Regions from separate parts of the Homo sapiens genome. Here region 2 is linked to region 1. Evidence: read pairs that join two places in POLR2A ChIA-PET (ENCODE). Cell type or tissue: Panc1. All regions are shown on one strand. Region 1 overlaps GTF2F2 (general transcription factor IIF subunit 2). Region 2 overlaps GTF2F2 (general transcription factor IIF subunit 2).

Region 1 (5,000 bases):
GACCATCCTGGCTAACATGGTGAAACCCTGTCTCTACTAAAAATACAAAAAATTAGCCGGGCATGGTGGCGGGCGCCTGAAGTCTCAGCTACTCGGGAGGCTGAGGCAGGAGAATGGTGTGAACCTTGGGAGGCGGAGCTTGCAGTGAGCCGAGATCGCGCCACTGCACTCTAGCCTGGGTGACAGAGTGAGACTCCGTCTCAAAAAAAAAAAAAATTTAGTCTGAAAACCCAGACATACAAAATAACGATAGCAAGAACAAAACAGAAACATTCCTCACTAGAGAAATTTAAGTACTTTAAATTTAATCCTACATTTATTTAAATTTATTTAAAAATAAAAACAGAACATCTCTTTAATGTCCTCAGGGACTGTTTAACTACGGGATAATTTATAGAAGATTGTTTTAAAACAAAATTTATGGCCACACATGGTGGCTCACACCTGTAATCCTAGTGCTCTGGGAGGCCAAGGGGGGAGGATCACTTGAGACCAAGAGTTTGAGACCAGTCTGGGCAATAAAGTGAGACCCATCTCTACAAAATTAGCCATGAACGAGCCTGTAGTCCCAGCCACTCAGGAGGCTAAGGCAGGAGGATTACTTGAGCCCAAGAAGTTGAGGCTGCAGTGAGCTATGATCATGCCACTCATGCACTCCAGCCTAGGCAACAGAGTGAGATTCTGTCTCTAAGACAATAAATAAATAAATAAATAACAAAATAAAGATTAGGCCGGGCGCAGTGGCTCACACCTGTTATCTCAGCACTTTGGGAGGCTGGGGTGGGCGGATCGCTTGAGCTTAGGAGTTCGAGACCAGCCTGGGGAACATGGCAAAACCCAGCCTCTACAAAAATTAGCTGGGTGTGGTGGCACTCACCTGTAGTCCAAGCTCCTTGGGAGGCTGAGGTGGGAGGATCACTTGAGCCCAGGAGGCAGGGGCTGCAGTGAGCTGAGAATGCACCAATGCACTCCAACCTGGGCAACGGAGTGAGACACCGTCTCAAAAATAAATTAAAGATTTAACTAATACTGTACTACAAAAATATTATTGTTTTAATTAGTTAACTAATTTTAGAGATGGGATCTCACTCTGTCGCCCAGACTAGAGTGCAGTGGTGTGATCATAGCTCATCGCAGTCTCAACCTCCTGGGATCAAATTATTCTCCTGCCTCAGCCTCCCAAGTAGCTGGAACTACAGGGGCATGACACCATACCCAGTCAATTTTTAAAATTTTTTTGAAGAGATAGGGTCTGGCTATACTGCCGAGGTTGGTCTCAAACTCCTGGCTTCAAGTGATCTTCTAACCTTGACATCCTAAAGTGCTGGAATTACAGGCATGAGCCACTGCACCCAGCCAGTTAAATTTTTTTTTTTGATAATGTCTAAGACAGGCTCATAATCCAAATTCTGCTCTGTGGTATCAGATAAGTAGTTCCAGTGTATGTGTAATTATCGAAGGGGATTTAAATAATTTCCATGGCCATTAAGTTATTAATAACTTATAGTTAGGACAAAACCAAGGTCACTGAGGTAATTTTTTAAAACTAAACAGTGCAGAAATGGTAATCTTAATACTATATTCACAACTTGACACTACAAATAAAATTAACTGTACAAATAAACTACCAATGATATGAACTATTCTATTTAGGAGAAGATTACAGTTTTGAGATAATGTTATTTCTTCTCTTTTTAGCTCCTTGCCTTTTGGGCATTTTGTTTCTCAGTGGAGCTCAGGCACTGTAAGGAAATGATATTAAAGCAGTCAGATATCTAACTTGTTGGCAGCCACTACAACTCTTAGTAAGACTGGAGTAGAAACAGCTTTTATATTGTGTGAATTTTAATTACCAATCTTCTATCCAATGATCACAGATCACTGCGCAACTGACTATATAGAAATAAATGTCAATTCAGAAAGTACTTTAGTCTTCAGTTACAAATTTTTACCAAAAAATCCATCATATACAATTAATTTTCACAACAGAACACAAATTATTCTTTTTTTTTTTTTTTTTTTGAGATGGAGTCTTGCTCTGTCCCCCAGGCTGGAGTACAGTGATGCTATCTCAGCTCACTGCAACCTCAGCCTCCCGGGTTCAAGTGATTCTCCTGCCTCAGCCTCCCGAGTAGCTGGGACTACAGGCGCGTGCCACCACACCCAGCTAATTTTTTGTATTTTCAGTAAAGAAAGGGTTTCACCGTGTTAGCCAGGATGGTCTTGATCTCCTGATCTCATGATCCGCCCACTGCGGCTTCCCAAAGTGCTGGGATTACTGGCTTGAGCCACTGCACCCGGCCCCCAAACCTTTTCTTTTTTGAGATGGGGTCTCACTCTGTTGCTTAGGCTGGAGTGCAGTGGCGCAATCTCACCTCACTGCAGCCTCCGTCTCCCGTGTTCAAGTGATTCTCCTGCCTCAGCCTCTTGAATAGCTGAGATTACAGGCGTGTGCAACCATGCCTGGCTAATTTTTGTATTTTTATTAGAGACAGGGTTTCACCACGTTGGCCAGGCTGGTCTCGAACTCCAGGAACTACAGGGGCATGCCACCATACCCAGCCAATTTTTAAAATTTTTTTGAAGAGGTAGGTCTGGCTATACTGCCCAGGCTGGTCTCAAACTCAAGGCTGGTCTCAAACTCAAGTGATCCACCCGCCTCAGCCTCCGAAAGTGCTGGGATTACAGGTGTGAACCACCACGCCCAGCCTATTCTTGACTAAAATGCAACCAAATGTTGACAATCCTTTGTGGATTTGGTATATATATGTTCAACCATCATTACTGAAGCTGTAATCACTGACTAAAATTATAAATGCCACCCACTACCAATTAAAATTTATAATACAGACATCTATAAACTTCTAGATTATTGTTTGCAGAAATACTGTGTTTTGTCAAGGCAGTCTTTGTAAAGCCTTTTAACTTTTGAAGTGAGCATGACAGCTTTGAATATCATGGTTCTGCATGTTAAATCCTTATGAGATATTATTCCCCCTCCCCTCAACTAATGCTTCTATTTCTGCCTAGTGTGTCATTATCTCTTGGGAGGAAATTATTTCTTTAGAATTGGTCAGTCCTTTGTGTGCAAATTCAAATGGACAAAGCATGTAGTATACTTATACTATGTATTATAACAGGCAAATATTACTGAAAAGCCCTCATGATATAGTCCTACAAACATCCTTTTTATTTAGGAAAATTCAAATTTATGCATAGAACTTTAAAAGATCAACCACTCAAACCCCAAATCTTAGTTCTGCAGACTAACACAGTCGGCTGCCACACTGAAGGGAACAGAGCATATATGCATAAAAATGAATTTCCTTTCTAGTTCCTGGGGGTTTACCTCAACAACCAGTTTACTAAGTAAGCTTTTCTTTTTTTTCTCTTACCCATCTGAGCACAGTTAAGGTTTTCGAGTTCTTTCTGGCCAAGAGCTTTTACCAGAAATAAGAAAAAAAAAAATGAGAGAGAGAAAACTTATTTTTTCAAACTGTGGGGCAGAAATTCTAACAAAGAAAAGAAATATTAATTCTTTTTAAAAGTTCTAGGTTTGGCCAGGCGCAGTGGCTCACGCCTATAATCCCAACACTTTGGGAGGCCGAGATGGGTGGATCACATTGGCCAGGTGTGGTGGCGGGCGCCTGTAGTCCCAGCTACTTGGGAGGCTGAGGCAGGAGAATGGCATGAATCCGGGAGGCGGAGCTTGCAGTGAGCCGAGATTGTGCCACTGCACTCCAGCCTGGGCAACAGGGCGAGACTCTGTCTCACAAAAAAAAAAAAAAAAAAAAAAAAAAGTTCTAGGTTTGCGAGAAAGAGGTTTCCTTCTAAGTACCATTACTGAACACCCCACCCTCAACAGGAGATGGCAGAACTATAAAAAGTTCTCATCTCTTTGGTTCAGTGGCTGCATACTAGAATTACCCAAGAAGCTTAAAAACTTAAGATGGCTGGCCTCCCCATTAGATTAACCAAATCAGTTTCTGAGGGTATTTTTCTGTTTTGTTTTGTTTTTTTTGAGATGGAGTTTCGCTCTTGTTGCCCAGACTGGAGTGCAGTGGCATGACCTTGGCTCACTGCAACCTCCGCCTCCCGGGTTCAAGCAATTCTCCTGCCTCAGCCTCCCAAGTAGCTGGGATTACAGGCATGTGCCACAATACCCAGCTAATTTTGTACTTTTAGTAGAGACGGGGTTTTACCAGGTTGGTCAGGCTGGTCTCGAACTTCTGACCTCAGGTAATCCACCTGCCTTGGCCTCCCAAAGTGCTGGGATTACAGGTGTGAGCCACCGCACCCGGCCTATTTTTCTTCTTTAAAAGCTTCCCAGGTGATTCTAGTATACAGCAACACCGAAAACAAATGTCTAGACAACAGAGGACATGATTCCTTATGAGAAGAAAAGGAATTCCTTATGAGAAAGTTTATAAGAGGCCATGAAATACATAAAAGAATGCTATGAAATTTACATAGGCTAGATACGATGTTCACAAAGTCAACCAGAACACACAGAGTCGCCCTTACTTGGATTCAAAGTTGGAGGGAGTTGCAAAGAACCTTACGCATCAGCTGACTCTATAACTTTGATTATACACCTTTGTGAGCAAAAAATTAAAAGCATGAGCTATGCATATATCTTTATAAACTGGACAAACGTACTACTGTATTTATAAATAGATATAAGCATACACAAGATAAAAAATTTTAAAGGGATGAAAGAGTATAATTTTAAGAGTAAGTTTTGTCAAAACTACAAAATACGTTTTCGTTTTGCTCTCAAAATACAGTGATTTGCATTCATGTTCTGTATGCTTAGTTTTTAAATACATTGAACACCGTGATAGCTTTGTATCAGCAATAGCTAAGCTAATATAACAAGGTACAACACTCACAAAGGTCAAGGGCCACTTTGCCAGTTATTTTGCAACAAGTCTTCAACTCTAGCCTTGGTGGTAAGGGTGGGGTGGCAAGAGGTCTGCAGGCTACATTTCCAAGATTCC
Region 2 (5,000 bases), 120 kb after region 1:
TAAAACTAAGAGAAGAGGAAATGACTGGAAGTGGGCAGCATAGGAAAAAAGATGAATTAAAGATCATGTTGACATTTTCAGTCTTGGTAACTAGATGCAATCAGGGAACACAGGAGGAGAGGACAATTTCATTTTCACACATATATAATTATAACAGCATCTTAATTGGAATGATAGATTGATGAGCTCTAGATGAGTTAATACTCTCTAGGAAAAAAAGCTAATCCTTGAAGACTTAAAACTTATTTTAAAAGAATGACATATTCCCTTGTCTTGGTGTGTGAATGTATGAAGTACACATAACCTTTTGTTATTCTACATTACAACTATAATATACCCTTTGTATGATGACCTGTGTGCAAAATTTTAAATGCTAATTATTGTACAATACAGTGCTATCTTCAGAAATTAATGAAGTAAACATCTGGCCATCCTTTCACTAAATTTCTCAGAATGCTGTGCATTTTCTCCTTTACTACTCTGAGTCTATTTCTCAATACCCCACAGCTACTTTTTTAGATTCCGGTCTCATTCCTGTTGCCTTTCTTAATTTGTATTAATCATGTCTTTCCTTTTTCTTACACTTTTAAAATACTTCTTGGATTTGGTACCAATGGGGCCTGGCTTTTCACTAACAGGCAATAAGCAACACCTTTTCCAGGTTAATAAAACAATATCATTATTCAACTGTTGGCTCTTGTTGGTTTTGTTTTGTTTTCTTTTTGTGACAGGGTCTTGACCTGTCACCCAGGCTAGAGTGCAGTGGCATGATGATGGCTTACTGCAGCCTTGACTTCCTGGGCTGAAGTGATCCTCCCACCTCAGCCTCTGGAGTGGCTGGGACCACAGGCGCTCATTACCTTATCTAGCTAACATTTATTTTTATTTTTGTAGAGACAGGGTCTCACTATGTTGCCCCAGCTGGTTTCGAACTCCTAGACTCAAGTGATCCTCCTGCCTTGGCCTCGCAAAGTGCTGAGATTACAGATATAAGCCACCGCACCAGGCCTTGTTTTAATTCCTATTCATACTTCCCCTAACTGAACAACTGAGCTCAAAAACCATTAGGTGAAGCCAAACAACATAGGTATCTTCTTCAGAGTGGGTTGGATAGGATGGTCATAGTCCAAATGGGGTGAAGAGGATGCCACTGGGGTGAAGCAGGCAAGCAGGGGCAAGGTATCAGAGCCCAGTCAGGTAAGGAGGGCATCGCTATAAAGGAGTGGCTCAGTAAGAAATGTGTCAGAGCCTGGCGGGTGAGAGCATCCACATATAGGAGGACAACCTGAAACAGGATGCTGGACCCTTAGTGGGGTAAGGAGGCATTCCTATGGAGGAGGGGAGAAACCTCAGAACAGGAATGAAAGCCTGAACAGGGTGAGGAGGGTGTCCCAGTGGAGGACAGCAAAAGTGGCAGCACACTGAGGGGAGCTACAGCCCAAGCAGGGTGAATAGGGTATTTGCACATGGAGTTGGGAACGGACTGAACAAGTAAGAACAGAGGCCCAAACAAATAAGTAACTATATTAAGGACAACAGGAACCAGGTTTCTCACTTTTGGAAAAGAAGCACAAGTAAGAAAAGGAAGAAAACTGGAACAAAGTATGTGGTATTTTATTGGAACTGGATATATTAGTGCAAACTCATTTCAATATATGTAAATATAGAAATACAGATGTAAAGAGGGATGTGTGTGGGGGAGGTATGTGTGTGTGTACATATGCTCCCTAGCTCTGTTCACTGAGAAGGCCTTGGAAGCAGCAAGAAGCATTTGGGGTATCCAGATCTTAGTTTCTAAATATCATTCTCCCCTAAAAGGAACCATGGCCAACCCCTTGGAGAAATGGCTAACTCCAGGGCTTAGGCAGAAATGTATAAGATGAGTCTAAAACATCTCTCTATGTCAAAAAAATAACAAGTGCTCAAAGAATGATGAAGACATGTCAAAAGGGCATAAATATTTTACTATTAATTTATCCTCATATATTAATCTTTCCATCACTCACCTATTACTTCCCTGGGATAAGTTCCTAGCAGTTGATGGAATGAAAGAAACAAAGAGAAATTTACAGAATTGCTGGATGAAAGGCATGAATTTTTTTTATTAATTTTTATAGCTTTCTCATTATCCCAGTCCCACTCTACTGGATGAGCTCATTTGTCTATCTCTCTAGATAATGGCATCATCGAGAACTGAATAAAATGCTTGAGCTGTGAGCTAACTGGCAGAGAAAACAGTGGGATTGTTATTCTATGTTGTTTTGAGCAGGAATATGTGTGCATGTTGTGTAAGTTATATACACACACATATATGTTGCCAGACTGCCTTTCAGAAAGTTTGTAACAAATTGAACTCCCGTCATCATATTATCAGTATAACACTGTTCTAAACTCAGTCAATTTTATAACAGAAAAATTGTGTCTCATTAATTTTTTGTTTCCATACTTTTTATTATTAGCGGGTCCCCACATGACCCAGAATGTTAAACATGTTTAGAAATAAAGCTAGAAATAAGCACTTTGGGAGGCCGAGGCGGGTGGATCACGAGGTCAGGAGATCGAGACCAACCTGGCTAACACAGTGAAACCCCGTCTCTACTAAAAATACAAAAAATTAGCCAGTCGTGGTGGCGGGCGCCTGTAGTCCCAGCTACTCGGGAGGCTGAGGCAGGAGAATGGCGTGAACCCAAGCCGAGATCGCGCCACTGCACTCCAGCCTGGGTGACTGAGTGAGACTCTGTCTCAAAAAAAAAAAAAAAAAAAAAGACCAAAAAAAGAAATAAAGCTAGAAATAAAAATCTCGGGGAGAAGCCATATTATTAGTACAGGCTACATGATTATCAATAAGATATAACATATATCAAACATTTGGACAACTGAAGTATTCTGAGGCAGGATGGTGATGTACAAAGAAGGTTGCCTTTAAAATTAAACAAGCTAAAGCAAAACTATAAACTAATTTTTTTTTTGAGACTGAGTTTTGCGCTTGTTGACCAAGCTGGAGTGCAATGGTGAGGTCTCCGCTCACTGAAACCTCTGCTTCCCCGGGTTCAAGCGATTCTCCTGCCTCAGCCTCCCGAGGAGCTGGGATTATAGCCACACACCAACACATCTGGCTAATTTTTGTATTTTTAGTAGAGACGGGGTTTCACCACGTTGGCCAGGCTGGTCTCGAACTCCTGACCTCAGGTGATCCACCTGCCTCAGCCTCCCAAAGTGTTAGGATTACAGGTGTGAGCCACCATGCCCAGACCAGCAAAACTATAAACTAATTAAAATGTGGCACACATCAGATGTCCAAAGATACAAAAATAATCCAGGTACATTGGTTTAGAAATATCATATAAATTGCTTGATAAAAATGGTCCAAATGTTACCAACTGTCAGAACAAGCTGTTACTCTCATCTTATTCACAACTGGACTCTCCTTTTTTCGAGTATTAAGACAGAACCAAATTCAGGAAGAGCTGCATTCCAGGCTGCACGTCTTTTCCCTCCTCTCTGCCTCTCCCAATCTCTCCACCCACAGCCCTGTCTTCTGGAATAAGCAGCCACGCCATACAGATCTCCTAGTTTCTGGCCTGCGACACACAGCAAGCTGCTGCTGAGCTTCGGAAGATGTGGTAGGGAGGGAAGGTCCTCCCACACCACATTAGACACAATGCAGTATCTACTATCTGGCCTGTGTAGTATGCGTGGTTACAACAGCAGGAGAACTCTTATTAACTACGTATTTTACATGCATTTGAACCTATGAGGTATTAATATCATCTCCTCAGATGAGGAAACAGAGTAAACAATTTACGCAAAGTCACATAGCTAGTAAGTGATAGGGTAAGGACTAAACCTCAGGCTAATTCCCAGGTCCATACTCATAACCAGTATGCCACACTGCCTTTCTAAAATCTTAGTTGTTTTCATTTTGTACCCAAATACACATTTTTTTAAACCACAGGTAACCTATAACCTATAACCTATAAACCTACATACTTAGAGGTTAATCTGCCTCTAGGAATCAGTAGTTGATTCTACATCTGTGAGTACAGTTTACCTGGTCTGCCCTACATCTTCTCTTAACAGCCCTAGACTTTCAAATGTTCCTTATAAGACATTAATTTTTTTTTCCAGCTTTCTGATTATCCTAGTCTCACTCCACTGAATGATCTTATTCATCCATGTCTCTCTTTAAGTGCAGCACTAAGAACTGAACATAATGTTTTCACTGTGAGCTGACTGGCAAAGTAAGGAGGAGGATTATCATTCCACTTCATTCTAAACAACAGACATCTATCAATGGAGCCTTTTGTTTATCGGCTCATAAATTTGATGACTCATATTAAGCTCAAAATCAACTAAAATCCTGATAACCTAGTCACATGCACTGTAAGACATTCCCCACCCATCCTACACTTGTTTAACAGTGAATTTAGTTAATTCAGTAACAGCAATGAAAACTAAGTAAATTAGTAAAGTAAACAAGACAGCCTGGAGAATACAGCCAGGAGACCAACTAGGCAACAAGCTGTTTTCAAGCATTTTCATAGCAGTCTTAGGGTACTAATTACTATAAGTCTGTTCTCATCACTAAAAGTATCTAGATCTTCTACAAGACTGATTATGTGTTACGTTAGGTAGAAAATCTGCTAGACCTGTTGCCTACATATAAAACATGCAAACACACACAATTTGCTCCTTATTTGTCTCTGATATTGGCATAGGTAAAAACCACTAGATTCCCTTTTAAGAAATTCTGAGGGCCAGACGTGGTGGCTCACGCCTGTAATCCTAGCACTTTGGGAGGCCAAGGCAGGCAGATCACTTGAGGTCAGGAGTTCAAGACCAGCCTGGCCAACATGGTGAAACCCTGTCTCTACTAAAAATAAAAAAAATTAGCTGGGCATGGTGGCAGGCGCCTATAATCCCAGCTACTCAGGAGGCTGAGGCACGAGAATTGCTTGAACTCAGGAGGCGGAGGTTGCAGTGAGCCGAGATCACGCCAC

What was found. ChIA-PET counts read pairs that join two places held together with the same protein. Peaks named below come from ENCODE experiments on the same cell type or tissue, not always from the same donor. Only the 100,000 strongest peaks of a DNase experiment are listed, where the experiment ranks them.
Region 2: POLR2A ChIA-PET joins it to region 1 with 8 read pairs; 3 of 35 experiments call an interaction of 5 or more read pairs at or near these places.

What each region holds. Positions count from the first base shown.
Region 1 is chr13:45,258,448-45,263,447 of GRCh38, reverse strand. The region is part of intron 6 of GTF2F2 (general transcription factor IIF subunit 2); the gene reads right to left. Among named protein-coding and RNA genes, the nearest start is that of KCTD4, 60 kb to the right of the region's middle. In Panc1, no CTCF peak of the experiment used is centred here; no DNase peak of the experiment used is centred here.
Region 2 is chr13:45,142,223-45,147,222 of GRCh38, reverse strand. All of the region lies in intron 2 of GTF2F2 (general transcription factor IIF subunit 2), which reads right to left. Among named protein-coding and RNA genes, the nearest start is that of GTF2F2, 24 kb to the right of the region's middle. In Panc1, no CTCF peak of the experiment used is centred here; no DNase peak of the experiment used is centred here; H3K27ac peaks cover 2,425 bases.